2 separate regions of the Mus musculus genome follow, and region 2 is linked to region 1. The links are chromatin loops, found by intact Hi-C in ENCODE. Cell type or tissue: left cerebral cortex. All regions are shown on one strand. Links, peaks and the distances in the headings refer to the core of each region. The heading gives the core; the rest is flanking DNA.

Region 1 (15,343 bases), core at 3,802-11,801:
TGAGGCTGGATAATTTATAAAGAACAGAGAGTTATTTGGCTCAAGGCTCTCGAGGCGGAGAAATCCAGGAGCATGGGTTTGGCACCTGTCAAACATCTCAGCGCCACATCAGGCCATAATAGAACAGAAAGCAGAAATGCAGGAAGCACACACACACACACACAAAGAAGAAAAGAAAAGAAAAGAAAAGAAAGGAAAGGAAAGGAAAGGAAACGAAAAGAAAAGAAAAGAAAAGAAAAGAGAAAGAAAAAAAAAAAAAAGCCAGGCAGTGGTGGCGAACGCCTTTGATCCCAGCACTTGGGAGGCAGAGGCAGGCAGATTTCTGAGTTTGAGGCCAGCCTGGTCTACAGAGTGAGTTCCAGGACAGCCAAGGCTTCACAGAGAAACCTGTCTCGAAAAACCAAAAGAAGGAGGAAGGAGGAGGAGGACAAGAAGAGGAGGAGGGGGGGGTAGGGGGAGGAGGAGGAGGAAGAGGAGGAGAAGAGGAGGAGGAGAAGAGGAGGAGGAGGAAAGGAAGGAAGGAAGGAAGGAAGGAAGGAAGGAAGGAAGGAAGGAAGGAAATGCAGGGAACGGGGAAGAGGAAAAAGAAGCATGTGACAGACAACACCTTTATCAGGACCCTGCTCCTTCCAAAACCCTTAACAGCATTCTTCTGGTCGGCAAGGCAAAGCCCTCTTGGGTCACACCTTGGAAATGCCCCACCTCTCCACAAGGTGGCACTGGGGACCAGGTTTCCCACATGAGGTCCGCCTGGGCAGGCTTCGGCAGCTGGCCTCCAGTAGTGAGAAGTGGGCAGACCCAGCAGAAACCCAGCAGCCTTGGTTGCTTTATACCCAGGCAGCCAAAACCAAAGCCTTTTCCAGATTGCCCATGGCCTCTGCCTCCAGTCCAGCCCAAACTCTCCAGAGTGTCCTTCCTGAATGTCCACTAGCCTCCTGCCAGGTTCCCCCTGGTTCTAAATTCTTCTGCCCCCCCCCAACCCGCCCTCCCCCACCGTATCATCCCACCCATCTCCTCCTGCACCCTCCTCCCAGAATCCCAAGCTCCACTTTTCAAGCACTAGTATTGAAACATGGCTGACATACCATCAACTTCAGCCTCTAAGAGTAACCAGTGCATCCTGTTTAGAGTAGCAGACTCACACCCCCCTTCCCACTACCGAGTTCCTGGATACTCTCGGGATTCTCTTGCTTGTTTGGCTCATTGTTGTTGTTGTTTTGGAGGATGTGTTTGTTTGTTGTTGTGACAAGGTTTTATTATGAGCCCTAGACTAATCTGGAACTCACTTAGAAGCCCAAAATGACCCTGAACTTGTTGTAATAAGCATCTTTTCTCAGACTCCTGAGTTCAAGTACTATAGATGTGAGCCCACCACACAGAGCTGGTTCCAGGATGTTTTTATCATCCCAAAAGGAATCCCAGACTGCTGCAGGATACTTGATCACACTGTGAACCTTAAGATTGTGTTATTTATTGGGGAAAAACAAAAAACAAAAACAACCTGTTTTTTTAGTTGTGGTGTGGCTCAGCCATAGTTTACACTTTTTTTTTTTTTGGTTTGTTTGTTTTTTTTTTTTTTTTTTTTTTTGGGTTTTTTCGAGACAGGGTTTCTCTGTGTAACCCTGGCTGTCCTGTAGACCAGGCTGGCCTCAAACTCAGAAATCTGCCTGCCTCTGCCTTCTAAGTGCTGGGATTAAAGTCATGCGCCACCACACCTGGCAGGTAGTTTACACTTTTAATCCAAGATCTTTCTGCTTAAATATTGTAAACAGGATTAAAGTCAAACATAGGCCAAGAGGCAGAGCAAGCAACCAGTTGACAGGAAGTGAACACAAGACAAAAGAAAAAAAAAAAAAAAAGAAAGAAAAAGAAAACATAAAGTAGCCGGGTGTGGTGGCACATGCCTTTAATCCCAGCACTTGGGAGGCAGAGAATCTCTTCCATATTAGATCACATCAGTCTTGGGAATTGGCAGCTCCTGATTCAATTCTCCCTATGTCCTCTCTCCAGTAAGGATGAAATAGCAATTGCCAAGAGATGCGGTGGATCAGACAGGATTCTGCTGTAGCCTTGCCATTGTTACAATAATGCACCTGGTATTCAATTCTTTTTTTTTTATTTTTTATTTTGGCTTTTCAAGACAGGGTTTTTCTGTATAGCCCAGGCTGTCCTGGAGCTCACCTTGTAGACCAGGCTGGCCTCGAACTCAGAAATCCACCTGCCTCTGCCTGGGATTAAAGGCGTGTGCCACCATATCTGGCCTGGTATTCAATTCTATCTGCACAGCCTTACAACTGGGTGGTCACTGTACACTCAGCTTTCATATGCCATAGAATGGCCAGGCACCTTACACAGCAGCTAGAGTCCCAAGACCGGAAGAACCTAGTCCTTTGACACCTAGGCTCAGACTGGTGCCAAAGTCACTCTGCCACATGCGTGTACAGAAGCAATTCTGGATATGCCAAACTCATGGAGGTGAAAACAGAGGTGACTTTTAAAATATATATATATATATATATATATATATATATATATAAAACACCAAATTGTGTAACTTTTATTTTATGTATGAGTGTATGCCTGCATGTGGGTGTGCTTGCCAAGTGTATGCAGTGCCCAAGGAGACCAGAAGGGGGCATTGGAACTAGAATTACAGGCAGCTGTAAACTGCCCTGACATTGAACTCTCTCTCTAGCCCTAAGAGGATGCATCTTGACACAAATAGTTACAAAGTCTCATTTGCAAGGATCAGGAAAATAGAAGGAAACTAAGGGCAGTTTTTCAGAAAACATTGAAACAAACTATCCAGTATCAAATGAAAAACTAACAACAAATAGTATCTATTTAATGATGGCCTGGGCCAGAATTCCAGATCAAATACATTCACATTTTTTGTAACTAAATTACTTGTTCTAGGTGAGATAAATAGCAGAGGGATAGTGTTATACCTGGCTTCTAGTTGACTCTCAGGTCACCACTACCTAAATAGTAACAAAGCAACTTGTTAAATAGCAAGGTAATTATACATTGTAACTTTTCTTATGTTGATTGGAGTGGGAGACCTTTGGACTTAAGTGGGCTACTTAGAAGCTAAATGCCAGTCTCTATAGATACCTTAGGAGCCAGCAATCTTGTGTTGATGGCCCTAAGGTTAAAGGTGGGCATCATAGGGACTGAGGGGAATCTCAAGTCCTGAGGCAGCACCAGGGAGGTAATGGTCTGCCCAAGAAACCAAGTCACCAGGCTTATGACTGGCTAGTCCTTTTTTTCCCCTATTATTATTTGTTTGGTCGTTTTGTTTGGTTGCTTTGTTTAGTTGTTTTGTTTTGATTTTGAGAAAGAGCCTCTGTGTAGTCTCTTGGTTGTCATGGAGCTTGCTATGTAGACCAGGCTGACCTTAAAATAACAGAAATTATACTGGCTCTGATTCTTGAGTACTAGGCTTAAAAGTGTGTGCCACCATGCAAAAGCTGGGCTATGGTGTTTTGTTTTGTTTGGTTTTTGTTTTGTTTTGATTTGGTTTGATTTAGTTGCAGTGGTGATGGTTTTGGTTTGTTCTGGTTTGTTTGTTTATTTTGGTTAGATTTAGTTTGGTTTTTCTGGACAGGATTTCTCTGTGTAGCCATGGCTGGTCTAGAACTCATCTGTAGACCAGAACTCAGATATCTGCCTTCCTCTGCCTCCCAAGTGCTGGGACTAAAGGCATGTGCCTCCATTGCTTGGCTCTGACCTGGGTTGTTTTGAACATAGTGATCCCAGGGTGGGTATGATGGCATGCCTATAGTACCAGCACCAGGAAGGCAGAGACAAGTGGATCCCTGTCACTTTAGAGCTAGCCTGGTCTACATAGTAAATTCCAGGCCAGCCAAGGCTGCACAGCAAGACTCTGTCTCAAAAAAATAAGACAAAACCCGGGCAGTAATAGCCCTTGCCTTTAATCAACTCAGCACTCAGAAGGCAGAGGCAGGCAGATTTCTGAGTTCAAGGCCAGCCTGGTGTGCAAAGTGAGTTCCAGGACAGCCAGGACTATACAGAGAAACCTTTCTCAAAAAAACCAAAAAATAAATAAATAAATAAATAAATAAATAAATAAAACAAAACCAGAGACCTAGAGACCATGCAAGCATGTGCTGATGGAACTAGCCAATTGTCTAAACATTTGCAATTATGGAAGTGATAAAATACTGGTATTGATCTTGCACAGGCAGTGCCAAGATCTATCTATCTATCAGTGAGTGGTACGAGACCCCAATACTTCTCCAGTCATTTATCTTCCCTCTTCTTAAAGGATATAAAACTTCTTTCATAAAGGGAGGGACAGTAAATGCCAAGAACATGACTATTCAAAAGACATTCAGGATGGATGCGCTGAGGGGCTGTGCAGAATACCAAAGGCTGGCTTTTCTTCCAGGCCAGCTTAGCGGTTAGGAATTTATGGGACTTATACCAGAAAGCCAGACAGGGAACATTTCCTGGTTTCCTTTGCATAAGAGGCAAAATGCCCACGCTCACACCTGTAGCCTTTCCAACCTGCCAGCTTCACGGTGCCACCTGTTCCTCTGTTAGCCCTCCCTGCCTCACTAGAAATGGAGCCGGCTGGCACACTGCCTCCTCAGCCCCTAGTGCTTGTTCAAATGATAGTTTTCATGCAGCAGGTTCACAGAAAACCTGCCAGTGTGGTTCTCAGCTGTTTCCGGCGAGGAAGCAGTCCATCCAGGCAGGTTGCTTTACTGCTTTGCACTTTTGCATATTCATGCTCACCTTTAAAGTTCAACTGCTCCTGCTTCTTTGCAGCTTGTCACGGCCAGCTTACTGCTCTCCCTGGCATATGGTAGCATCCTCGTTGCCAGCTCTATTGCTGGCAAAGAGCTTCCCACATGCACTTATAAATTCCATTTATCTGCATTTTTTTTTCCAGACAGGGTTTCTCTGTGTAGCCCTGGCTGTTCGGGACTCACTCTGTAGACAAGGCTGTCTTTGAACTCACAGATATTGCTTGCCTCTGCTTCAGATGTTAGGGTTAAAGGTGTGCACCACCACTGCCTCCCTCTTTTATCTGTATCCTTAAACACAAAACCACTGGGGATTGAGCCTAGAGCCTTATGAATGAATGCTAAGTAAGCATTTGTAGCACTGAGTAGCTCAGCCAACACTCTTCCTTCTTTTTGGAGGGGCTCACTATGTAGATCTGTCTGGTCTGTAATTCTCTATGGAGACCAGGCTGGTCCTTAAACTCATATATATCCACCAGTCTCTGCCTTCCAAACATGGGATAAAAGGTGTGCATTGAGTTTTATATCCTTTAAGAAGAGGGAAGATAAATGACTGGAGAAGTATTGGGGTCTCGTATCACTCACTGATAGATAGATAGATAGATAGATAGATAGATAGATAGATAGATCTTGGCACTGCCTGTGCAAGATCAATACCAGTATTTTATCACTTGCTTCCCAGCTTGCCTTTTAAACTTTTTACATTTGAAGCCAGGTGGTGTTGGTACACACCAGGAAGGCTCAGCACTCAGGACCCAGAGGCGGGTGGATCCCTGTAAGTTTAAGGCCAGCCTGGTCTACAAAGTGAGTTCCGGGACAGCCAGGGCTACACAGAGAAACCCTATCTTGGAAAACAAAACCAACCAGACAAAGAAACAAAACAAAAAGTGGAAAGATGCCTGTATACTTAGAGCCTTGGGAGCCATAGAAGGCCACCAACAGGAATAGATGTCACCAGGTCTGTATTCTTTTAAACTCTCTGTCATGTCAGCTGGAGCAATATTATACCAGCTGTATTAGTTACTTGTAGTTGAGGGAGAGAGAGCCCAGTGATACAATGCATGGCGAAGTATGAAGTGGTTATCCCTGCCCTCACAGACATACCCAGAAGCCTCTTCTCCATAACTCAGAAAAGTGGATTTAAACATTACACCAACCAAGGCTCGGGATGTCATTCAGTTGATAGAGTGCTTGCTTAACATACAGCATCATATAAACCTATTTGGTAGTACACACTGGTAACCCTAGCACTCAGGATGGTAAGAGATTCAGAAGGATCAGAAGTTCAAGGTCATCTGTAGCTGTACATAGTAGCTATGTAGCCTGATGCATACACAAGACCATCCCATGGAGAAACAAAAAACAAAACACGCTCAATAAAACAAACATCGTAGCAGCCTGTGTCTATATATGTGTCACAGGGCTTATTCTTCTAATGTCTCCAAATAAGAGATAAATAGATGTGACAGGGGAAGATGAATGGGTGAGGCATGGATAGTTGGGTAGCTTAATTAGTGAGGGGTGAATGGGCGTGTGGGAAGAAAGAAGGATGAACAAACTAATGGTCTGGTGGACCTGATCGGGTCATTCATCCTGGTTCCAGTAACCAGGTTAACTAGTGAGAGCCTGTGAGGAGACCCCAGCTTCCCACAACCCTCTTCCACGGTTCGTCCTCGGATGGAAGTGGCTCTATAGCCAGAGAGAGCAGATAAAGTCATCCAACCAAGATGACCCCGCAGCCTGGGTCTCTGCCTGAGATAACGGAGATTAGGCTCTGCCTGGAAATTTGGTGACTTGAAGGTGAGCCTTGTGACTGTGAGGATGCTGTGGTTTAAGGCCCTCCAGGAGGCCGGACAGAGCCCCTTATCTACAGCTGCACTGGTGGGAGGCCTGGGACAGGAGGGCCAGCAAGGGGAGAGGGCGCGGTCCCAGCGGCGGGAGCGGGAAACAGCGGTGCTGAGCACGCGCGGAGCGGCTGTCCACAGCCTAAGCCGCAAGCAATGCGCGGGACCCGCCCGGGCGCCAAGGAGTGCGCAGGCGCCAGGGTAGGGGCGGAGCCTCCTCATGCTCTTCGTCCCGCCCCCGCGCTGGCAGCACCTTTCCCAATTGGACAGAGTCGCTACGACGGGTGGGGAGAGCGTCGTCGCGTCGGGTGACGTCTCCGGAGGGACGTCGGCGTAGTCGGCAGCGTCGGCTGCCGTGCCTGAGTCGTCCGCTCGAAAATGGCGGAATACTTGGCCTCCATCTTCGGCACCGAAAAAGACAAGTGAGTAGGGCCGGCCTGCCGGGACTTGGGCTGGGGAGGCGACGGGCAGCGGGTGCCGGTCGAGGCAAGCGGCGGTGACGTCCAGGCGTGGCGGCTGGCTCGGGCCTGGAGACCTCGCGCGGCTCGGCGCCGCCGCCTCGTGGGCCGGGCGGCGGGACTGGCGGGCGGCTCGGGCTGGGCCTCGGCGCCTCGAGCTCCACCGCGGGCGCTCCATGCCGGGTTCTACGCGGGGCCCTGCCCCACGCCGCGCTCCCACTGCTGCCCGGGGCTTCTGTGGCGAAGTAACACGTTTCTTGCAACTTTAGGCTTTGAGTTATCGTGTCGGAAGTGCTGTGGCCCCGTCCTCTCTAGCATTCAGTGCTGGGGCCGACCTTTGGGAGCGGTTTCGACCGAATAAACCTCCTGCCTGCCTAAGCGTTGGCGGACCCGCCTTTCTTTTTAAATTAAGGTTTGCATTTCCGTAGCCAACTGTTAGGGTAAGAGGAAAAGGAATAGCAATATTCCCGCCTGTGGTCGTGTGCTGCGAGGCACATACTCATTTCCGCGTGTCGGCTGAAATTTAGGTTAAGGGGAATGTCTTCGGACACTTTCAAGGATAATTCCTACTTTGAAAACCTAAGGATTTAAGTATCTGGCTTAATCTGCTTCCAGTAAGTAGTCACCATCTTTATGTTTCTGAATCTTGTACAAGGTTTATGCAGATGTCAGTCACGGTGGTAAGCGTTTGCAATAGATAACGTTTTTGGTGCCACATTCTCACTCTTAAAATGTTCTGTTTTCCAGGATGGAGGCTGTCCGATCAGGCACCTTTATACAGTCTTCAGTGTTTGAAAGAGGGGATGTTTCTAAAAGTCTCATGCCTGAATCGGCAGTCACTCAAGAGACATTTAATTGGATGTTAGGTCTAGACCAGTCTTGGAGAATCAGCTGGAATAAAGTCTGGGTTCTCAGGAAGTCATGGAGGAAGGTTGTGCCTTGTGTTAAGGATGACTAAAATACATTAAAGGGACTAGAGAGATGACTCAGTGGTTCAGAGTGTGAACTGCTCTTGAAGAGGCCAGTAGTGTGGTTCCCTGAATCCCCTTTATTGCAATCTGATGTCCTACAACCACCTGTAGTGCCAGATCTTGGGAGATCCATTGCCTCTGGCCGCCACGGGCACCCCTCCCCCTCCCCATATATGTAATTTAAAGTAAAGCCGTTAAAGTACTTTTAAATCAACACTCAAAAGCCAGGTGTGGTGGTACATTTAGTACCAGCACTCTGGAGGCAGAGGTAGGTAGGTGGATCTCTGAGTTCCAGCCTGGTCTACATAACAAGTTCTAGGAAGCAGGACTGGTGATGGCTCAGCAGTTAAGAGCACGGACTGCTCTTCCAGAGGTCCAGAGTTCAATTCCCAGCAACCACATGGTGGCTCAAAACCATATGTAAGGTTCTGGAGTGTCTGAAGACAGCTACAGTGTACTCATATACATTAAATAAAATCTTTAGCCGGGCAGTGGTGGCGCACGCCTTTAATCCCAGCACTTGGGAGGCAGAGCAGGCGGATTTCTGAGTTCCAGGCCAGCCTGGTCTACAAAGTGAGTTCCAGGACATCCAGAGCTATACAGAGAAACCCTGTCTCGGGGGAAAAAAAAATCTTTAAAAAAAAAAAAAAAAAAAGTTCCAGGACCTAGCAACTCTGTCTCAAAAATACATGCAAATTTGCTTGGTGTTATGGAAGAGTACCTTCTCTAAACTGGTTGCAGAGAAAATGTGCTAGAACACGTGTATGCCAGTTCTCACATGAGAGGTTTCCCTGTGATGATGCCTAAAGGCTGGGACTTCAAAACCAGAAGCATAGTCACTCAGGCCCTGTGCTCATGTCTGTGTGGAGAAGGGCCATCTCAACAAGCTATTCACAATTTTAAAAACCAACAAACAGAGCCAGGCGAGATGGCGCACATCTTTAATCCCAGCATTCGAGAGGCAGAGGTAGGCGGATTTCTGAGTTCGAGGACAGCCAGGGCTATACAGAGAAACCCTGTCTCGAAAAACCAAAAAAAAAAAAAAAAAACAAAAAAAAAACCCAGCAACAAAAAAAAAAACAAACTGAGATTATTTATGTGGTTTTAGCTGAAACAGGAACATGGGTACCTATTAACTTTGGGGCTTTTTTGTTTTGTTTTGTTTTTTCCAGACAGGGTTTCTCTGTATCCCTGGCTCTCCTGAAACTCACTCTGTAGACCAGGCTAGCCTCAAACTCAGAGATCTGCCTGCCTCCCAAGTGCTGGGATTAAAGGCGTACGCCACCACCGCCTGGGTAACTTTGGGGCTTTTTAAGTAGTGAGTTTTTACCAATCAAATATGTAGCTGTGACTTGTTCTCTAGACCCAAGCTTGTCTGACAGAAATCACCTCTGCATAGCCCTGGCTGTCCTGGAGCTCTTTGTAGACCAGGCTGGTATCAAACTCAGAGATCCCCCTGCTTCTGCCTCCCAAGTGCTGGGAGTAATGGTGTGTGTGCTGCCGCCACTCAGCTGAGGCCAAGTGTTTGCTGGGAGTGCAGGTTTGAGAGCTGTTTTATGTGGAACCCTTGAGTATTTCAGCCAAGAAGTTTGCCCATTACCTAATCAAGTTAGGTTATGTAAAGTAAGGAACCCATTCTCCTTTGCAGATAAGCGCACAGACTTGCTGTCTGATCAGCAGAGGATACCTGGGCTTTATGGTCGTCCACCATGTGACCTTCAGCCTTTACTCCAGGGCCAGGACTTAAACATGTGGTTCTCACTAAAAGTATCTATGGGACGGCAGTCCTGCCTCTGCAGCTGACATCTTCATAGGGAAGCTACATCAAGTAGAAGCTCAGACGAAACCAAAACCCAGCACCTGATGGTTCTGGTTGCTTGTGGCTCCTTGGAGTATCTGAGCAGAGCTTTGTGGCAGCTGAAGTGCTCATGTGTGATGTGGGAAGCAGGCTAGCCGTCCACATAGCACATTTGCACTGAGGTGAAGCCAAGAGACCTGCTTGCTTCAGAGCAGTTTGGAAATTTCCTCTTGGTTTGGTGCATGAGTTGGAAAGAGCCTGGACTTTGTTTTCTGTTTTCTTTACGTGGTGACAGCACTCAAGCCTGTGAGCAAGCAACACATCCTTGGAACAGTGCCCCTGCAGCACCCAGGACCCACAGAATTAAAAGGCGGGGTGGGGGAGGAGCTTGGGGTAGCAGGAGGCAAGTTAGAATTAGAAATCCTGGGCTAGTGTGATGGCTCAGTGGGTAAGAGCACCCGACTGCTCTTCTGAAGGTCTGAAAGTTCAAATCCCAGCAACCACATGGTGGCTCACAACCATCTGTAACAAGATCTGACGCCCTCTTCTGGAGTGTCTGAAGACAGCTACGGTGTACTTACATATAATAAATAAATAAATCTTTAAAAAAAAAAAAAGAATTAGAAATCCTGTGGGAGCTAGAGTGGTGACCTCTAACACTGCCTGCAAGAGCTGCCTGACTTCTGTAGCATGGAAGAAAGTAGCTGAGAAGTAGCTTCAAGTTAATGGCGTTTCTGCCACATCTTGCCAGAAATAATCAGTTCTTGTTTTCCCTTTACAGAGTCAACTGTTCATTTTATTTCAAAATCGGAGCATGTCGTCATGGAGACAGATGTTCTCGGTTGCACAATAAACCAACCTTTAGCCAGGTTTGTGTGTTGCTGGGTTTTTTGCTTTTTTTTTTTTTATTTTTCACAAATTATCAAAAGTTCTTGTGCTTTCAGGAGCGATTAACATTCTCATGCACTCAGCAAGTTAAATCTTCCCTCTGGTTTTATTTTGCATTTGTTACAGAGGGTGATGGACCTACCCAGTGGGAAGTCTTGATGTCCTTGACCTTAGAGAAGTTTCTTAAAATATGGTTGGGTGTTGGCTGAAGCTGGAGTTTGCCGCCCCTTTCTTCTCCCTTACAGAGACATTAGTGGATATAGAGGGATTTCTCCTCACTGAGCAGTAGTGATGCAGTCACTGGGTGAGGCGTGCTGGCATAGATGTCTATCAGCAGACCCAGCATACTCTAATACCCCAGAGAGGTCCATGGTTTGACACCACAAGGCATCCTGAGCATAGAAACTTAAAGATGGGCATAAGTTGCTCCTGTCAGGGTTTCTTGAGTTCACTGAGAGGTGTTCGTTATCTTAGGCTTAGGTCTACCAGAGTTAAACTGAGTCCCATATTTCGTTTGGTGGGGCAGTAGGGGTTGTGGGGGAAAGGCAGTTGAGTCCTGGCACAGATTTGCTAATAAATGAAGAGGTGGGAGACTGGAAGGTCTCCCTGAGCCTACCTAGATTGGACTGCTGCGTCCAGGCCTGTGTACAGTGACTGCGTACAGCCTACAGGCTACATACAGCTGCAGGGCATCTTCCTTTCACAGGGTTTTCCTTCTTCTATACTAGATAGTTTTCCTGTAGAAAGTTAAAACATTTGCCAGTTATATATATATAAGGAAGAAGGGAGCCTTGTGTTACCCCAGGAAACCACAGCACTGGATGTTTTTAGAGGGGAGAGCATTCCCAATTATCCTTGGCTGCCCTGTGGTTAGTATCAGAGGCATCTGTCCTAATGACCCTAAAGGGTCCTTCTCTTTTAGTGAAATTTAAGACTTATCAAACCATCTGCTTTAAACTGTTATGAGTGAGTTATTTGTCTGTTAACAAAATCTCCCAGCTGACCCAGTGGTCTTAGGCTGCTGACTCTGCATGCCTTCAGTGTCTCTGTACTTGGTTGACAGGCATGTGAGCTTGTGGGCAGAGAGAAGTTGCTCCCAGTGCTCTCTGAGCCAGTGTTGCACACAGTTGGTTGCCTCAAGAGTTCTTAAGCACTGAGGCCTAGAACAAAGCCAGGAGGTGGGCCCCGTATACTATGTAAGCTCAACACAACAACAGTTACCTCAGTGGAGTTTGGTTGACTAGTCAGAGGTAACTATAGCTTCCCCTTTTACGTTGCTTTCCCTACAGTGAGCAGCCTTTGTCGGCCCCAGTACTGGGGAGACCTGCAGGGACCAGGTATCTACTTGTCACCATGCTTCCAGTGGGGAGCTGGGTAAAGTCAGCTCTGGGAAACCTCTGCAGGTGCAGGCCCGCCAGGGTGGTTGAGGGCTGGCTGCTTTAACCCAGTGGTTCAGGGTGTGTGGTCTGATGCTCAGCCTTCCTCCCAGGTGGGTTCCAGCGGCAGACTTGTCTCCCAGGCACTGTTCCTCGCCCTGCACCCTCTGAGCACAGCCGGAAGCTGAGCTCTGGTCTGCAGAGCACCTAGAGCTGCTTTCTTTCCAGCAGGTTGTTGAGAGGCAGTCTGCTGTAGGTCACGCAGTATTGGCTAGCATGATGGTAGTGGAATTCAGGGTGGGTTTCTTTGTAAGCTCTAGTGATGTGGGCGTGAGATTGATGTACTATATTAGCTTACTAACTTCAACATGGTTTGTTTTTTCAGACAACTTGATTTTAAGAAGAACGGTACAGTGTAAGGTTTCAAGTCTGCCTGATCCAGTTAAAAGCACAAGGGTTAAAAGGATTTTTTCCTTAAAAAGAAGGATCGCAAAAGAGCAAATGTTTTAACTATTGTATTATGTAAACAGAGACCCACCAAGAAAGTGTAAATAAGAGTCGGGTATCCAAGACAACTGGCGTGGCTGCTTTGCTAAGAGACCAGAGACCTTAGTACTGCGTACAGTTGAAGTATGCATTTGGTTAGGACAGATGACATTGTGTGAGGAATGCGATTATGTGACTTTTTAACCTGTTGTGTGCTGGCTTGAAGTACAAGAAAATGTTAGCATTCTCTTATCTTGTATTGAAGCACTTTATTATTGGTAACGGGGACCACTCAAACAACAAATACAATTTCTTCTTGGTTGCTGGCTGACTTGACCCAAGTCACTGCTCAAACTCTGTTTTCATAATATGATGGTTTTGGTATACTCTGCACAAGACACAAGTGTCTGACTTGTGAGAAAAACAACAAACAAACGTTAACCGTTTGCAAACAAACTGTCTCTTTGCAATTGTCTAATATATGCACAGCAGCCAGTAGAATTCCCCTTTTTATTTTTTTTCCCCGCAGACCATCTTGATTCAAAACATCTATCGTAATCCCCAAAACAGTGCACAGACGGCTGACGGCTCACACTGTAAGTCCCACAGTTGGAGAAAGTTTTTTAAACGATGGTGTTCAAGAGCCCACTCTTAATTGAGACATAACGCTGGCTCTGAGCTGCTGACATAGAGCTGTTGCAAACAGGACACGGTGCTGGAACCTCGTGGCGCACAGCCAGAACTTGACAGGGGCCACAAGCGCTCAGGAGGCGCTCTCCTAGGGAAAGTCACTGGCCGGCCTCTCCTGTTGACTTATGTTTGTCATGAGAGTGTCCACCTACAGGAAGCGGGTTTTAGCCCGGTAGCCAGTTGTCGGCCTTTACTGTGACTGAACCCTGGCCTTTCTTAAGTTCTTTCTGTAAAGTTAAAATGGTAGGAATATTAAGGAGTCAACAAGGTAAGTTGCCCAGTACTTGTGGGTTTTATTTCACCATTATAATTTTTCCTCTAGGAAGTGGAGATTTCATGACATGAGATATTGTATTTCTCTGGTACAGCGAGCGCTTGGTCCATTGCAGGTGCAAGCACTTTTCCTCTCCGTCTCTGTCAGCTAAGAGCTGGTGCCATCCTTGCTGGGCTGGCACTTAGCAGTGGAGAGTCCGCTGTGGGCAGAAGTGCGATATTGGCATCTCATGAGATCTCCCTGCACTGCAGAGTTAGCGTAGCTCAAGACAGCCACCAACTAAGGGGACACCTCTGCGCGAGGGAAATAACCCGCTCTCTTTCAGCACTGACTCAACTGAAGCGATCGATCGTCACAGGCAGCCGGTTAAGTGTGTACATTTAATTTCCATAATATAAAGTTGTTGCGTTTTGTATTTCAGACCATTGCCCTCTTGAACATTTACCGTAACCCTCAAAACTCTTCCCAGTCTGCTGACGGTTTGCGCTGTAAGTTCATACAAGTTCCTTCCCTGGTTCCCTGGGCTTGCGTGTCAGAGCTCAGTGTCCATCCACCTGGTCTGCTGTGCTAGTGTCAAGAACCGCGTCCTAGAGATGGCAGGAGCTGTTGTCCCCACTCACCTCGAGATCTGAACTCCTGCCCCTTAGTCAGGATGACAGTGACTGGCAAGGGCACCCTTGAAGTAGTTGGGACTTGCTGCTCTTGCTCCCTCCGCACTTGGACCGTCACCCTGGGATGCACTGGGATTGAGTTGGAGGTCTGTTCTTCCCTCTGAAGAGCAGCGGCATCTGAATGGCTCTCTCGCTTTCTGGAACTCGGGTGGAAATTGCTTAGAAATTTTAAGATTTTTGTTGCTCATTAGCCTCATTTCCATAAACTGCATGTCAGAGGTCATGCTCTTCTGTGAGGGCCTTGTTCTGAGTGTTTCCCAGGTGAGGGTCTGCAGCCTGCACTGACTCACCCACCCGTGCAGGTGTGCTAATCAGATGAGCACTCAGCAGAAGGGATGCTCAGTGTCTAGCCACCCACGTTACGTAGATAGCATCTCGAGCTTTGGGGGGTAGTGTGTTACGTTTGGTAATGAAGGGTACTTGGTGGGGTGACAGCTTAAGCTGGCATCAGTAAACCTTGCACATCACTTCCTGTGCTGGGAGCCACTGTTATTCCTACCGTTGAGCACTGGGATGCAGTCACGTCCAGACCCAAAGTAGACTCCCCTTGGATGCCACAGGCCTAATCCACCACACCCCTCACCAAAACCTTCATCTCTTGAAAATAAATGGTCCCAGGACGACCACCTGCTGGAGCTGGCCAGGCTGGGAAACCTCTGGTGCCCCTGTCTGTGTAGATGGGGCTTTTCATGTGTTTCCTGCTGAGGTGCTGAGTGTTTGTGACGCTAACCCTGACCTGATGATAGAGCACTCTCTAAATTGAGATAGCAGTCACCTGGCAATCAGTCCCTGGTTTAAATGCTTGGTTTTGTTTTATTGTTAGAAATAAGGACTATAGGAGGGGGGAAATGTTTATGTGTGGCTTTATTAAGTAACGTTTGTTCGTGTCCCTGCCCTGGGGTACAAGCAAATGGAAAACAAGTGATTGGTAACTGGTTGTTCACTTGGGGACTCTGCTTTCCTGACAGGATGTTGTGTTTGCTGTCTCTATTTGCAATTCACAGTGTGTTTTGGGGTGTACTGTAAACTGAATTTTCAGCTCTTATTAAATCTTCCAGTTCTGGGGTCCCGGTGGTAGAAAGTAAATGAAACTAACTTTATTTTAGAGCAAATTA
Region 2 (15,343 bases), core at 4,833-12,832, 92 kb after region 1:
ATGCTGTTCCTTTTTACTATTATACATACATGAATGTTTTGTCTGCATGCACATCTGTGTACCATGTGTGTGCCTGATGCCTTTGGAAGCCAGAAGTGTGCACCAGATCCCACGGAACTCAAGTTAAGGTTGTGAGCTGTCATGTAGGTGCTGAGAACAGAACTCGGGTCCTTTGATAGAGCAGCCAGTGCCCTTAGCCTCGGAGCCATCTCTCCAGCCTCAATGTAATGTGATCCTATTTGTCACCTTCAATCTATCTTCCTATCTCTTTTTTTAAATTATTTTTCTCTAATTTATTCTTAATCAAATTTAACAAGCACAAAAATCAGATTTCCCCTCTTTGGATTAATTTTACTTTTCTTTTGTCTTACCCTGAAGCTTCAATCTGCTTACTTTCTTATTTTCTAGTAAATACACTTGAACACTGTCCCTGCTTTATCCTGGAGGGGAGGATGTGGTATGCATCTATAAGCCAGAAAACAGCCATAGTCATTCATTCATTCAGAGGCAGAAAATAGTTTTGTTTTTTGAGACCAGGTCTAACTGTGTAACCCTAACTGGCCTAGAACTCACTGTGTGTCTTGGTCTCAAACTCAAGAGATCCTTTTGACTTTGCCCGTTGAGTGCTGAGATTAAAGGTGTGCCCCATCTCACAGGGAGAATCCCTGAATCTCGTTATTTCAAGAAATATACAGAAGTGATACAAATATACACAAAGTTCCTATATAGGAATCTCGAGAGTCCCTTTCAAAGTTCTAACTAGGCTATAGTACTGTGGTCTCAAATTCTCATTCATAGAATTGTTCAGGGTTTTGTTTTTGAGAACAGGTCTCATGGCTGAAGAGAACCTTGAACCCCCAATGCAGCCTCCACTTCCTAGAGCTGGAGTCACAGGCAGACATTACCTTACCTGGTCTCTCCTCTCTCTCTTTTAGGAAATGGGTCTGGTTTTGAGACAAGATTTCACTGAGTAGCCCAGGCTAGCAATTTTTCTGCCTCTGCCTCTTAACTGCTAAAACCTGGCTAGGATTTAATTTTCTAAAACTTGAGGGTCTTTAAAAAATTTTTTTATTTATTTATTATATATGAGTACACTGTAGCTGTCTTCAGACACTCCAGAAGAGGGCATCAGATTTTGTTACAGATGGTTGTGAGCCACCACGTGGTTGCTGGAATCTGAACTCAGGACCTTTGGAAGAGCAGTCAGTGCTCTTAACCGCTGAGCCATCTCACCAGCCTGGATCTTTTTATCTGAACTAAATTTTGCTAAATGTTTATGAGGTAAAGACAATCTATCTACACACACACACACATATATATTGGTTTTTTGAGACAGGGTTTCTCTGTGTAGCCCTGGCTGTCCTGGAACTCACTTTGTAGACCAGGCTGGCCTCGAACTCAGAAATCCTCCTGCCTCTGCCTCCCAAGTGCGGGGATTAAAGGCATGCGCCACCACACCCAGTTGGCAATCTATATTTTATGAGACACAAGTTTCTGCTCATGTTTATTGGTTCATTTGTCATATTGTTTAAATCCTCTGTATCAGCAGTTCTCAACTGTAGACAGTTTTGGCACCCTGGGGACATGTAGCAATACCCAGAGATATTTCTCACTAGTGAAGCCTGTGAGATCCTGACAGAGGGATCAGGCTCCTGTCCTTCCTGACACCACTTAGTCACTGGGCTGCTGAGAGTCACAGGAGATAGTCTCTCTCGTCCTCTCTCCCTCTCCCCCTCCCTCCTCTCCACCTTTCTGGGAGATGTCTCTCTGCCAGTGTATGTATGTTAGTTTTCTCGCTATAATCAATTTGGGTAAAGATAATGAAACATACAAAGTTTAACACTAGTATTGATACTTTGAGTGAGACAACGTGGGCCCCAGGACTTTTCTCTTTCATCTAGTACTGACACCAGGAGTTTTTCTTGCCTGGCAGTTGCTCCTGGCAGGCTGAGTTTCCACCCCTTGTTTCCCATCTACTTGTCAGTCTTAGCTGCCTTATATAGCAGCTTGTTTGGCTAGATGACATCTTTCTGCTTAACTTGGAACTTTATCAGATGAGATATTGAGTCCCTTCAAACTAATTGTGATTCCTGATATTTTGGGCTTATGTCATATGGTTTTATTTCTCAATTCTCCTTTGTTAAAAAGTTTTTCTGGGGCCGGGCAGTAGTGGTGCATGCCTTTAATCCCAGCATTTGGGAGGCAGAGGCAGGCGGAATTCTGAGTTCAGTTCGAGGTCAGCTTGGTCTACACAGTGAGTTCCAGGACAGCCAGGGCTACACAGAGAAATCCTCTCTTGAAAAAAAAAAAAAGTTTTTCTGGGGCTGGCGAGATGGCTCAGTGGATAAGAGCTCTTCCAAAGGTCCTGAGTTCAATTCCCAGCAACCACATGGTGACTCACAGCCACCTGTAATGGACATCTTCTGGAGTGTCTGAAGACAGCGACAGTACACCCACATACATGAAATAAATAAATCATTTTTTAAATTTGTATATTTTCTTACAGAGCATCTGAGTTCAGTTCCCAGAATCCCTTAGCAGCTTACGACTGCCTGTAACTCCAGCTCATATATATGTAAATCAAAATAAAATAAAATGGGAATCGTATGGCTTTATCTGCCCAGTGGTGATAGGATGGCACCCTCTTCTGGTGCATCTGAAGTCAGCTACAGTGTAATTATGTATAATAATAAATAAATCATTGGGCCAGAGCAAGCAAGGACTGAGCAAGCAGAGTTGACTGGAGCAAGCCGAAGTCCTAAAAATTCAATTCCCAACAACCACATGAAGGCTCACAACCGTCTGTACAGCTATAGTGTACTCACGTACATAAAATAAATAAGTAAATCTTTTTTTTTAAAGTTTTTCTGGCTGATCTCTGAGAGTTTGAGGCCAGCTGGTCTACAAAGCGTATCCAGGACAGCCAGGGCTCTATTACACAGAGGAAACCTATTTCATAAAACAATTTTTTTCCCTGTTTGGTCATCCTGTATGTGTGTTATGTTTCCTGTCCTCACCCATCTTCAGTTATCAACTAGTTATTTTCACACTACACTAACTAAAGTCAATAGCAAACCTATCCCAGTTGGTTTCCATAACAACCCTGTATTATCAGTTACACATCAACATGTTTATAAGGCAAGTGTGCAGTTGCTCACCTGCATTCCCAGCTACCCAAGAAGCTACTTCAGGATGATTGATCTCTTGTGTCTAGTTCAAGGTGAGCCTGGGTAACATGGAAATACATGATGCTCAAGAAGACAGACATCTGTGTCTCAGAGGCTACATGGCACTTCACAATCATGTATAACTCCACTTCCAGGGGATCTAGTGCTATCTTCTGACCTCTATGGGCCCCAGGCACATATATGGTATATATACATACATACATGTAGTCAAAAACACTCATACACATATTTTTAAATATTCACAAAAATATCCACTAAAATGTACAAACAAACATAGTTTTCAAAGTTTGTCTGTCTCTCTGCCTACCCCTTAGGGCCATACAAATATAGGCTCCACCTGAATGGACAAACACACACAGTCACAAAATGATCCCTAGCTCTAGGGCCACATAAATACAGGCCATGGCTAAACCAAAGAGAATCTAATCTGTCTGTCTCCACTGGGTTTCTCTGTGTAGGCCTAGCAGTTCTGGAATACTCAACTTTTCACCCACCTAAAGTATTTTTTCAAGTCATTGGCTAGGCATTAGCATCCTGTGGTCCTTTCCAGCTCCCCAGTGCTACCTGCCATCAAAGTCAGCCTACACTCCAAGCTGGAGAAGCTGGATATTCTAGGCAAGCTCAGTTCTAGTGTCTGCAGAAAGCACAATCAGCACTAAGAGAGAGACATGACAGCAGAAGGCAGCTAAAGATAGCACTGGAGAATGCTGGACTGTCTCGACATTCTTCTTCCATTACTAATCCTCCTTATGAACCGATGGTCCTTGTCCAAATTATATGTGCTTTTTTTTTTTCCGAGACAGGGTTTCTCTGTATAGCCCTGGCTGTCCTGGAGCTCACTTTGTAGACCAGGCTGGCCTCAAACTCAGAAATCCTCCCATCTCTGCCTCCCGAGTGCTGGGATTAAAGGCGTGCGCCACCACGCCCGGCCCGGCTCTATATGTGCTTTATAACACACCTGAAATACCAGGACATTCTAAGAAAGCTGGCAAAGATCTGTCTTCAAAGGGACACCTTCTCCAGGAGCGGTTTTAGGGACTTAGTCACCCAGCACAAAGTCAAGGGAGTTTGCTGTGTATGAAATCTCAAGAGGGGCTGGAGAGATGGCTCAGCAGTTAAGAGCACTGACTGCTCTACCATAGGTCCTGAGTTCAATTCCTAGCAACCACATGGTAGCTAAGCTCACAACCATCTGTAATGGGACTGGATGCTTTCTTCTGGTGTGTCTAAAGAATGCGACAGTGAATTCACATATTTAAAATAAATAAATCTTTAAAAAATGAAATAAAAAAAGTAGTAGTCTTAAGTGACAGGGGCTCATAAATCACAAACAGCCTTGGTCCTCATCCCCAGGCACAGTAATGGCCAGTCAATAAGTAACTCATCTGAAGGAAAATATCTGCCAAGAAATCACTTTAGTTTTCAAACAAAGCTTGAGAATGTGCCATTTAAAACTTAATATCCAAATAGAATCAGATATTAAACCTTATTAAAATAAAACCTGTGCCAGGCACAGTGGCACACTTACAACCCCCTACTCAGACAGCTCAGTTGCATGGGAGGCTCAAGAGGAAGAATGGTTTGAGGCAAGCCTGGGCTACACAGCAAATAAAAATAAAAATGTACAGAATCCAACTAAAGACGTAGCAAAACTCTAATAACAGAGACACTGTGTTAGTCTAAGGGGGTGAGTGCTGACGTGTGAGAGCACGCATATGCAGATCAGGTCACTTTGTCTGTTGCTGCATTTGCCAGGCCAGCTGGCCCAGGGATTCTCAGTCTCTTTGCCTTCCATCTCTCCGGGAGTGCTGGGATTTACAGATGTGCTCCCACATCGGGCTCTATGTGGGTTCCTGGGGATCTGAGCTTGGGGTCCCACACTTGTGCAGTAAGCACTTACCTGTTATCTCGGCCCTAACAAAAGACATTTTATGGGGCTTAAAATTTGGTTTGAGGCTGAGTTAGATGGTCCATCGTAGCTATTAAATTCATTATCAAAGCTTTAAGACTATGTGACTATCACCGGCATCAACTCAAACTGCCACAAAAAAACTTGCCTAATGTCCTTGTTACTAGAACAGTGACTGTCCTGGGAGACACAGACGACAGTGGTCATGTGTTTAACATGTACAAAGTCCCAGGTTCAATCCCTAGCACAAGGAAAGCAAAGGAAGAAAGAAGAGAATGGGGACCTCAACTCTCCCACGCTAAGCACACTTTCCCTAGGACAAACGTTCTCCCTTGGGCACTGCCAATGCCGCAAGGGACATCCACAGTGCAGTGCAGGAAGAGGCCCCAGCAGGCCCTTCTTCCAGCAGGTGCTGCCTTTCCATACCAGATTCCCTGTCAACCCAGGAGTACATGTTGAGTGGATGAGAAGAAAGCCAGTTTTCAGATGGAAAACACAAAGTCAAAAGTTAGTGCTCAAAGGCCCCGATATATCAGGCATAACCATAAGATATTAAAAAAAAAAACTGTGACACTTAACATTTTTTTAAATTAATCTCTTTATTGTATGTGTGTACAACACCACAGCTAGTGTGGGGTTAAGGGAAGCTGCAAGGAGTCACTTCTCTTCTTACACCATGTGGGGTCTGGGGCTGAACTCAGGTTGTCAGGCTTGGTGACAAACAACTTTCTTTACCTGCTGAGCCATCTCTCTGGCCCAACTTTAAAATTTTAAAGTAAGAAACATTTATGTTAACATGCATAAAATTATATGATATTGCCAGATACAGAAGTACTTTTAACAACTTATACATAAAGTATATGCACATAAACTAGATTCAGAAGTGGGCAAAGAATTTAAAAGATATTTCTCCAAAGAAAACACACAAATGTCAAATCCATGAAAAGATGTTCACCATCACTAAGCACTAGAAAATGCAATTTATACAGTAAATTGTTATCTCACATACAAGGACAATTTAAAAACCAACCACACAGAAAACTGATGCTGTAAGTGGAGCTCAGGGATAGAGTGCTTGTCTGTTTACAAAGCTCTGGTCTCTTGCCACAAAACAACCAAACACTCAAATCCCAGGATGTGGAGAATCTGGAAACCCTGAGTAGAGCAGTGCTATTGTGGAAAAACAGGACAATGGTTCTTTAACCAACATGGTGTGGACATCTACTCCTGAGACTGTGTCAAACGCCCGGAAAGCAGAGCCCAAATACTCGCACACTCATTCATGTTCATGACCACATTACCCATGATAGCCAAAAGGCAGGCAGAACCAAAATTCCAGCAATGGTAGATGAACAAAATGGAGGGCATACACAGGATGGAACTTTATTAGGCTTAAAAATATGGAAATGCAGACCCAAGGTAAAATATGAATGCAACTTAGCTAAATGAAATGAGTCAATCACACAAAAGTAATTATTCCACTTATATGGGATACCTAAAATTGACCCCTTCAGACATACAGGAAGTAAACTGTGGTTGCTGGCAAGAAAATGAAGGGGCGTTTGATGTTTAAAAAGACAGCTCCCAGCTGTCCGTGCGGATGGTGATGTGTAGGAAGAACGAGCACAGAAGTCTCATGTCCATGGCTAACAAAAGGGAAGGCGGCAAAAGTGAGGACTGAGAGAACATGAGGTAGAGACAACATGGTGACTACAAAGGGAGCCCACTGGACACCTGTCGTCTTATCCCAGTGAGCACACACACAGAGTCACCAGAGAAGGCTTACCTCTATCAGAAGGTGGGCCTTCAGGTGACAGGATTGCCCTGAACAGAAATTATGTTATATACACAGAGCACTGACAACCCATGCTAACCAGTTTACCCTCAGACGGGAAGAAGGGCCTTGTGACTTTACCCATCAGGATGGCCACGCTCTATCACTCCAGAGAAAGGCCCAAGATGATAAAATCATCTGGAGCAGGGATATTTGGAATGACAGGGCTTTGTAAAGCAAGAGTTCCGTCAGTGAACTGCATCCCCTACCTCATGGTTTTCAAGATTCTGTAAATGTTCCCCCCCCCCGCCACCTCCCTGAAAATCCTTGGAGTAAGAAGCTACGCCATCCGCTTCCCATGATGCTGTTCCAAGAACCACAGAACATCAGAGACACAATTCCCAACCACAGGCCACACTGCCTGCCTTCTGGGGGGAACTTCCTAAACAATAGCTCAACAGCAGGGGCTGTAGCAGTTGAGGTACCTGGCATACCCTCAGTAATGTAACACGAAGCAGCCTTTGTGGCCAGGCCTTTGTCTGCTTTGCACCAAATGACTGTCCAGTCCACTTTGTTCATCCTACCAATCCTACCACATACAACATACTTTCACTCTAGACAAGATGGAAACTTTCACTCTAGACAAGAACTCCCTGTGTTTCAGCACAGCTAACTGTAAGACAGCCTAACCCACCAAAGGCTGTGGCTAACTTCTCTTACCCTCAACCACTGTTAGACCACACCACATCAGGACATCAAGCTCTCCTGACTGTTGTACTTCTTGAATTCCTTGTCACCTCTGCCAACAAAAAATTTGCCAGGTCATGAAGAGGGCCCTGAACATCCATTCATCCATATTCCTACCAAAGACAGCTGAATGTACATGGGTTTCTAAAAAGGACAGAAACTGACAAAAACAAAAAGGAAGCATCTTCAGCGAGGAAGGCAATCAGATCAGATGAGCAAAACCAGTGTGAGGCATGTCCACAAAGCATTTAAGTTGTCACAGAAACCTCACCACACTCCCAAAGGACTTGGAAAGCTCTGCTCAGCCCGGCTGCACAGGGAGCTAATCCGGGGCTCCGATGAGACACTTTGGCCCAATACTTTTTTTAAGACAGGGTTCTCTATGTAGCCATGACTATCTTGATTGAACTCTATAGCCCAGACTAAAGAGGTCCACCTGCCTCTGCCTCCTGAGTGCTGGAATTAGGAGCGTGCCACCACCACCTCGCTAGATCAGATATTTTTGAGAGCTATTCCAACATGACTGGTACTCTTTTTGACCCTGGGAAAGTTTCAGCTCCTGGATCCACACTTCGAACTTTGGCAAATCTCTTTTCCTCTCAACAGTTCTGGTTTTAACTGTGCAGGGCCAAAGTGAAGCTTGTAACTGAATGTTACTACTCCTACAGTGACTTTGTTTCCACAATTCACAATCAGGACCTCCTAAAGTTAGGATACAAGGCCACAGAAACGTTACCAAATGTAAACTGCCGCCCCCTGAATCACAGAGCTGGTTGGGGGCGGGGGGGGGGGGGGGAACCGAGCTATCTTCCCAGCCATCCTTGTTCTATCCTAAAGCACAGGGGTCTCTCTTAAGGAGCATCAACTCCTGGTGCCCTGGTGGCCAAAGTTCTCCAGGAAGAACCTTAAGCTTCAACGGTACCTCACACAATGGTGGATCTAAGACTCAGCGCGCTATTGCCAACGGGATGGCCCGCACAGGCTGGGAGGGTTTAGGGACTCTTGCCTGCCTCACCTGGACACCGAATGAGCAACAAAAAGCGTGCTAGCAACGCGTTCCCGCCTCAGTCAAATCCTTCCCTGGAGTGTTTAGGGAAAGCTCATTTTTCTAGTGCTATGACAGGAGGCCTGCTTAGAGGCGTGTTCTTCCATCCTTTAGTGGAAATCACCCACATCTTTAAAAAAAATAAAATAAAACAAAAACAAGTCACTTCTGGAAGAGGCTTCCCTGTCGAGCCGACACCCACGTCTCAACTATCCAGAATCCCTGATGTGTGCTCAATCTTGGCCCCCGTGGCCCGCGCGCTCCCGGCTGGCGCGGTGGGACCGACCGCGCAGGCTACGGCCTCCGGAGCCTGGAGCCGCGACGTCGCCGGGCTCGGTGCTCCTAGCCGCACCGCTTCCCTTCTCAGATACACACGGAGCAGGCACAGCGGACCAAGCGCTCCTCGAGAAGCTCTCCCCGACGGGCCGTGGACACGCGCGACACGCTGTCACCATCCGCGGACTCCCCCGGGAAGCCCCACACCGGCTCCGGCCGCCCCTCTGGGCTGCCGACCCCGCCGCCATCTTCCTGCCGCGCCGCCCCCGGGCCTCGGCCCTCGGCCCTCAGCCCGCCGCCGCGCGCCCCCGCCGGCCCGCGCGCCCCCGCAGCCGCGAGCTGCACTCCGTGAGCGACGGTTAGGCGCGCGCTTCGAGCGGGCCCAGCGCGGAGGCCCTGCCGCCTTCGAGAAATTTCCGCGCCCCTGAACCCACACAGGAAAACAAGCCGGGCGCGCCCCCGCGCCGCGGCCTCAGCGCCCCCTCCCCCCATCGGCGCACCCCTCCCCCCGCCCCCGCCCCCGCCCCGGGCGCGGGTCAAGTGCGGCCCGGGGCACCGCCCGCCCGACCGCCCGCCTGGCCCGCGGCGGAAGAGGCAGCGGCGGAGGCGGCGGCAGCGGCGGCCTCGGCCGGTGTGATTGATAGGGACGGCGGCAGCGAGAGCGGCGGCGGCGGCGGCGGCGGAGCGGTTGAGTGACAGCTTACCTGGGTGCCAATCTTCATCACACTGACAAGCGGCTGCAGCAATCGGGACCCGCAGTGCCGCGCCCGCGTCCAACCGTCACGCCGACGCCGGGCCACGCGACACAGCCTCGCTCAATGGGAGGAGGGCGACGCCGATGCGCGCCGCATCAATATTCACCGCGGGGGCGGGGCCTGCCGACCCCGGGCCCCGCCCCCGCCCAGCGCGACGGCGGGCGGGGGGCGGGGCGGGTGGGGCGGGGGCGAGGCAGGGGGCGGGGGAGGGCCCAAGCGGGGCGGGGCAGAGGCCGGTCCCGCCCCGCTGCGCGCACTCAGCCAGGCCCCACCCAGCGGCCCAGCCCGGGCGCCAGTAGCAGCCTGCCCCGCCCCAGAGGCAGAGCTTATGTTTCATGACCACGCCGTGGGGCGTGGCCCAGAGAGCTATAGACCACGCCTCCTCTGCGCACTCGTCTGCTCCCTCCCTTCGGATAAAGGTTTGTGGAACTGGGTGGAACCATCTGCAGCTCAGGCGGGGAGTACGGGCTGTACCATCAGAGGACCTTCGCGATTCTGGGCCTCCCGGCTCTAGCCCTTCGTTCTGAGCGGCGCCTCGCAATCAAGGTTCTGGAGCTGGGGTAGGCGCGAGGAGGTAGGCGTTCATCTTTAAAGACCGAAGGACTGAGCGCTTGAGATGTTTGCCCTGGGATCTAACCATGGATGCAGTCTCCTGACTGACCGTGAAGTGACTGCGGTCTGACATCTGGTCCGTTAGGACTCCAGGCCAAAAAAAAAAAAAAAAAAAAAAAAAAAAAAAAGAAAGAAAAAGAAAGAAAGAGACCTTTCCTTAGGAGGACTGGACAGTGTTGTCTCTAGTTGAAGCTCTGCCTAACCAGATCATCTGCAGCAGCGTACCCCGGGCCCCGTGGCTTCACTGATCGAAGTAAAAGACAGAGCGAAAGAGGCCCTCAATTTGCCTGGCTTGTCTAGGCAACAGTTTTATGCAGTGGCCGCCTGAGTGTGTGATCGGTGCTTCTCATCCGTACACAGATTAAAGCGGTTCTGATGACCCCACACTCCTCAGGAGGAGCCTTGTACCCCAGGACTGTTGGCTGGAAGGGGCCTGAGGAAGCCGCAGCATGTGTTTGGTAGGACACCCTCCTGTGTCCTCAAGGCTCCACAGACACCCCAAGGCATCACTCTCTTTGTAGCTACAGTTCGGTTCACCACAGAACCCACGTGGAAGGAGAAAACCAACTACCAACACATGTGTGGTATGCACACACATTTGTCCACATACAATAGCAACAACAATATTAAAATTTGAAAAACTGGGTTTGGGAGCTGAAGATATGGCTCAGCTGATAAGAGTGCTTACCTAGCATACACAAAACCCTAGGTGGGATCCCCAACACACATTAAACCTTACCAGGTTTAATATGGTGACATATGCCTGTTATCTCAGCACTTGGGTAGTCGAAGCACAAAGATCAGAAGGTCAAATTCATTCTTATCTACCTTTTGAGGTCCTAGCCAATATGGAATACATAGGGACCTTGCCTCAAAGAACAAAGTTATTAAGCATTGCAGGGATTAGCCGGGCGTGGTGGCGCACGCCTTTAATCCCAGCACTCGGGAGGCAGAGGCAGGCAGATTTCTGAGTTCGAGGTCAGCCTGGTCTACAAAGTGATCTCCAGGACAGCCAGGGCTATACAGAGAAACCCTGTCTCGAAAAAACAAAAAACAAAACAAAACAAAAAAAAAAAATTGCAGGGATTAACCAAAGAGAGTATCCTGTTTTGCTTTCCATTGCTGTGTTAAAACCCCGACCAAAACAACCTGGGAAAGGCTTATTTGGTTTTTATTTCCACATCATGGCCTGTCACCAAGGGATGTTAAGGCAGGAACTGAAGCTGGGCTGTTACTCCTCTCCATGGTTTGATCATCGTAATTTCTATACAACTGTGGATCACCTGCCCAGGGTTGTCAACACCCACAATGGTTGGGTCATTAGATCACCATACCATAGGTCCCAGGAATCCTTTGCTTCCTGTGTGAGACCACACAGGACCTCCTCCTCCTAGGGCTGAGATCCAGATGGCTTCTAAGGAAAGAATATTATACATTTAACGCTATTTACCATTCGTTCTGTGTCTTTTTTTAAAGATATTATTTATTTGTCTTATATATAAGACAAGTACACTGTAGCTGTCTTCAGACACAACAGAAGAGGGCATCTGATCCCATTACAGATGGTTGTGAGCCACCATGTGGTTGCTGGGAATTGAACCAGGACCTCTGGAAGAACAGTCAGTGCTCTTAACTGCTGAGCCATTTCTCCAGCCCCCCATTCTGTGTCTTTACAATGCCCTTTAAAGCTTCACTTTTAGGGGTGGGAGAAGTGTCTCTGGGGTTAAAAGCATTATTATTCTTCCAGAGGACCGGAATTTGGTTTCCACCACCAATGTCAGGTAACAAACCACCTGTCACACCAGCTCCAAGGGATCCTACATCACTCTCTGTCATCTGTGGGTCCATACACACAGAAACACATGTACACATACACATAAATAAAAATAAATTATTTTGGATGGCTGGAGAGCTGGCTCAGCACTTTAGAGCACTGACTGCTCGCCCAAAGGTCCTGAGTTCAAATCCCAGCCACCACATGGTGGCTCACAGCCATCTGTAATGGGATCCAATGTACTTGTCTAGTGTGTGTCTGAAAGACAGCTACAGTGTACTCATATAAATACAATAAACAAATCCTTAAGACAATAAATAATTTTAAAAGCTCCTTCACCACTTTCCTAAGGGCCATGTTTCAGAGCATGAGTGAGAAGCCACACACACAGCAACCGTATGCAGAAATTCAAGAGTAGAACTCGCTGAGCAGTGGTGGCACACGATTTTAATCCCAGCATTTGAGAGGCAGAGGCAGGCAGATTTCTGAGTTCGAGGCCAGCCTGGTCTACAAAGTGAGTGCCAGGACAGCCAGGGCTACACAGAAAAACCCTGTCTAAAAAAACCAAAAAAAGAAAAAAGTAGAATCTGTTCCCATTTTTAAAAGGAATGATCTTGGAACTTGCAACCTGCTTTTCCCACTCTTTAGGAAGCACCTGGACATGACCTCACTTTGGAACCTAAAACTTTATCAGATTTTATTTACCCTGATTTTATCCCAACTGTCATTGACAGCAAAGAGGATTTTAGTCCTCTTGAGTATAGGTGCTTGTGGTGGACACATGTCCGCAGGTATAACAGAGGGAGGGAGGGACCAGTTAGTCACCCACACTGTGTGTAGATCAGCCACACTGGACAGTAAGAAAGATAATTGACTGGGATGGAGGCCAGACAGGTGGTAGTGTGTTCCATGCAAAACCCACAGAAGGGTAGAGTGACAAAGGCGGCAACTTGAAGGACTGAGCTTCCGCTCTGGTTTGCAGGGGACCTCACAGAAAAAGAAAGACATGGTAGCCCCTGACCACTAGGACTTCAGTGTGCATATCAGCCCAGTAAGTATCAGATGGACACAGGCCATTCCATGTCGGGTAGAGGAGGACCTTGGGTATCCTTAAGGGATCTGGGGGTCTGGAAGGAGGGTGATGATGAATGTGTGGGGTACTCAGCTACTCAAGAGGCTGAGTCTGGCCGGACGTGGTGGCGCACACCTTTAATCCCAGCACTCAGGAGGCAGAGGCAGGCAGATTTCTGAGTTCGAGGCCAGCCTGGACTATACAGAGAAACCCTGTCTTGAAAAAATAAAAGAGGCTGAGTCTGTGAGTCTGGAGGATTGGGAGTTCAGAGCCAGCCGGAGTGATTTTAGCAAGACACATCTACCTCTATCCCTCGTATCAAAATCAACCTGCTAAGCTTGGGTGTTGCCTATCTGTAATCCTAGCACTTGGTGTTGGGGACAGGAAGGTGAGAGGTCAAGAACATCCTTCCAAAAAAAAAAAAAAAAAAAAAGAACATCCTTGCTATAGGAAGTTCCAGGCCAGCCAGCCAGGCCTATATGAGGCTCTGTCTCTGAAGAATGAAAAACAAGGGCAAAAGCCAAAGCAACCAGACAGTCGATTATAATGTGTAGATTCCATTAGAGTTGTTCCCTCTTCTGTTTTAGTTTTCTCTTTGTGTGTAGTATCTGTGCTTGTGTGCATGTGCATGTGTGTGACTGTGTGGGTGCGAGAGGTGTGGAGATCAGGGGCTAACATTGGCTGTTCTCCTCAGTCAGTCTCCACCTTATCTTTTGAGTCAAAGTCTCACTGGACCTAGAGCTACCTGCCAATTGAGGCATCCCCTTGTCTCTGCCTCCCCAGCTCTGGGATTATAAGTGTGTAAGACTTCTGGGACATTTCGCATGGGTGGTAAGAATCAAAGTCAGTCCCTCCATCCCTAAAGTGTCTCCCTTATCCCAAGTCTCTTCATGCCGGGTATACAAAGTTTCCTAGGGATACCATAACTGACCGAGTGATTTCATAGCTGAGGAGGTCAGAAGGGCCTTAAGATTCAGTCAGGACTGCCCTCCCCAACAAGGCCTGGGGGTGGGGGGGGGTCCTGCTCTCAGCACCACAGCTTCTCTCAAGGTTGCTAACAGGTGCTTTCTGGTCCCCAAATGCTTTATCCTGTCCTTACCTCTCTTCCTCTTTTCTTTTTGTGGAAAGCTTTCTGGGGTACCACTTGGCAGGAGTCTGACATTGGCCAAGGGCAAGGAAATGGGCTTCAGGCAGGAATCTGACATTAGGGCATAATAAGGAAGTAAGTTTCAGCAAGAATATGACTTTAGGCTGTAATAGAGAAGTAAGGTAAGGCAGGAATTTTAGTCTTAGGGTGGAACAGAAGAACTAGGCTTCAGGCAAGTTTTGGGGCTTGGACAGGGAAGTGGGCTCAAGTATTTTGGTCATAATGACAAGTTCTTTTTTGGGGTTTTTTTGTTTGGTTGGTTTTTGGGGTTTTTTTTTTTTTTTTTTTAGTTTTTTCGAGACAGGGTTTCTCTGTGTAGCCTTGGCTGTCCTGGAACTCACTTTGTAGACCAGGCTGGCCTCGAACTCAGAAATCCACCTGCCTCTGCCCCCCCAAATGCTGGGATTAAAGGCGTGCGCCACCACTGCCCATCTTAAACTCTTCCTTCTAGAATCTGCTTTGCCCATGGTGTTATAGCAGAGTAACATAAAGGTAACCAACTGTTCTGGATGGGCCTGGTGCTGTTTATATGTGGACAAGGAGTCACAAGTACTCAGGTGACTTATGAACCAATCCCCTAATGAATAAAGGAGCCAATCACTGGGTGAGTAGGAGGGACTTCCGAGTTGGAAAGGGGACAAGAGGAAGCAGGAGAGAGTTAGAGCCTTTTGGACCAGGGAGAGCATAAGGGCAGAATGTAGCTGCTAGAGTTTCCTGGTATCATGGCAGATCCTCAAAGATTCACCACCAGAGGAATCAGATTCTAATAAGGTTTACAGGATTAGGTTTTAGTTGTTGTGCCCAGAGACTGAGTTAGCACTGTTTCTGAACTAAGTCTGTGTTGCGTTTTTCCTTCCCGAGGCGGCTCATCTGAGTTCAAGAGAGAAAGGTATGGCGGCAAAGCGTGGGTTTGCCTGATATGCACCACAAAGGCCATGGGGGTTTTGCAGCATGGGGCTGATGTGGTAATGACCCACCAGTGGGAACTTAAGAGAGCTGGGTGGAGAGATTTTGGAGCTTTGAGTCGGAGAGTCTCCGTGAGAT

Evidence for each region. Hi-C counts contacts between places; a loop is a spot of excess contacts. Peaks named below come from ENCODE experiments on the same cell type or tissue, not always from the same donor. Only the 100,000 strongest peaks of a DNase experiment are listed, where the experiment ranks them.
Region 2: it touches region 1 in a loop (4-fold over the local background); 10 of 42 quality-filtered maps call a loop at or near these places.

The regions. Positions count from the first base shown.
Region 1 is chr17:31,650,348-31,665,690 of GRCm38, reverse strand. It overlaps U2af1 (U2 small nuclear ribonucleoprotein auxiliary factor (U2AF) 1), which reads left to right and starts at 6,937. Exons shown (of 8, transcript NM_024187.4): 1 at 6,937-7,038; 2 at 10,625-10,712; 3 at 13,979-14,045. The coding sequence starts at 6,995. In left cerebral cortex, for the core only: CTCF peaks have their summits at 7,036 and 10,268; DNase peaks (open chromatin) are centred at 4,603, 4,778, 6,847 and 7,387; H3K4me3 peaks cover 2,089 bases; H3K27ac peaks cover 1,411 bases.
Region 2 is chr17:31,559,189-31,574,531 of GRCm38, reverse strand. Pknox1 (Pbx/knotted 1 homeobox) reads right to left here and starts at 9,759. Exons shown (of 11, transcript NM_016670.3): 1 at 9,644-9,759. In left cerebral cortex, for the core only: a CTCF peak has its summit at 8,545; DNase peaks (open chromatin) are centred at 9,252, 9,741, 10,060, 10,578 and 3 more places; H3K4me3 peaks cover 3,505 bases; H3K27ac peaks cover 2,464 bases.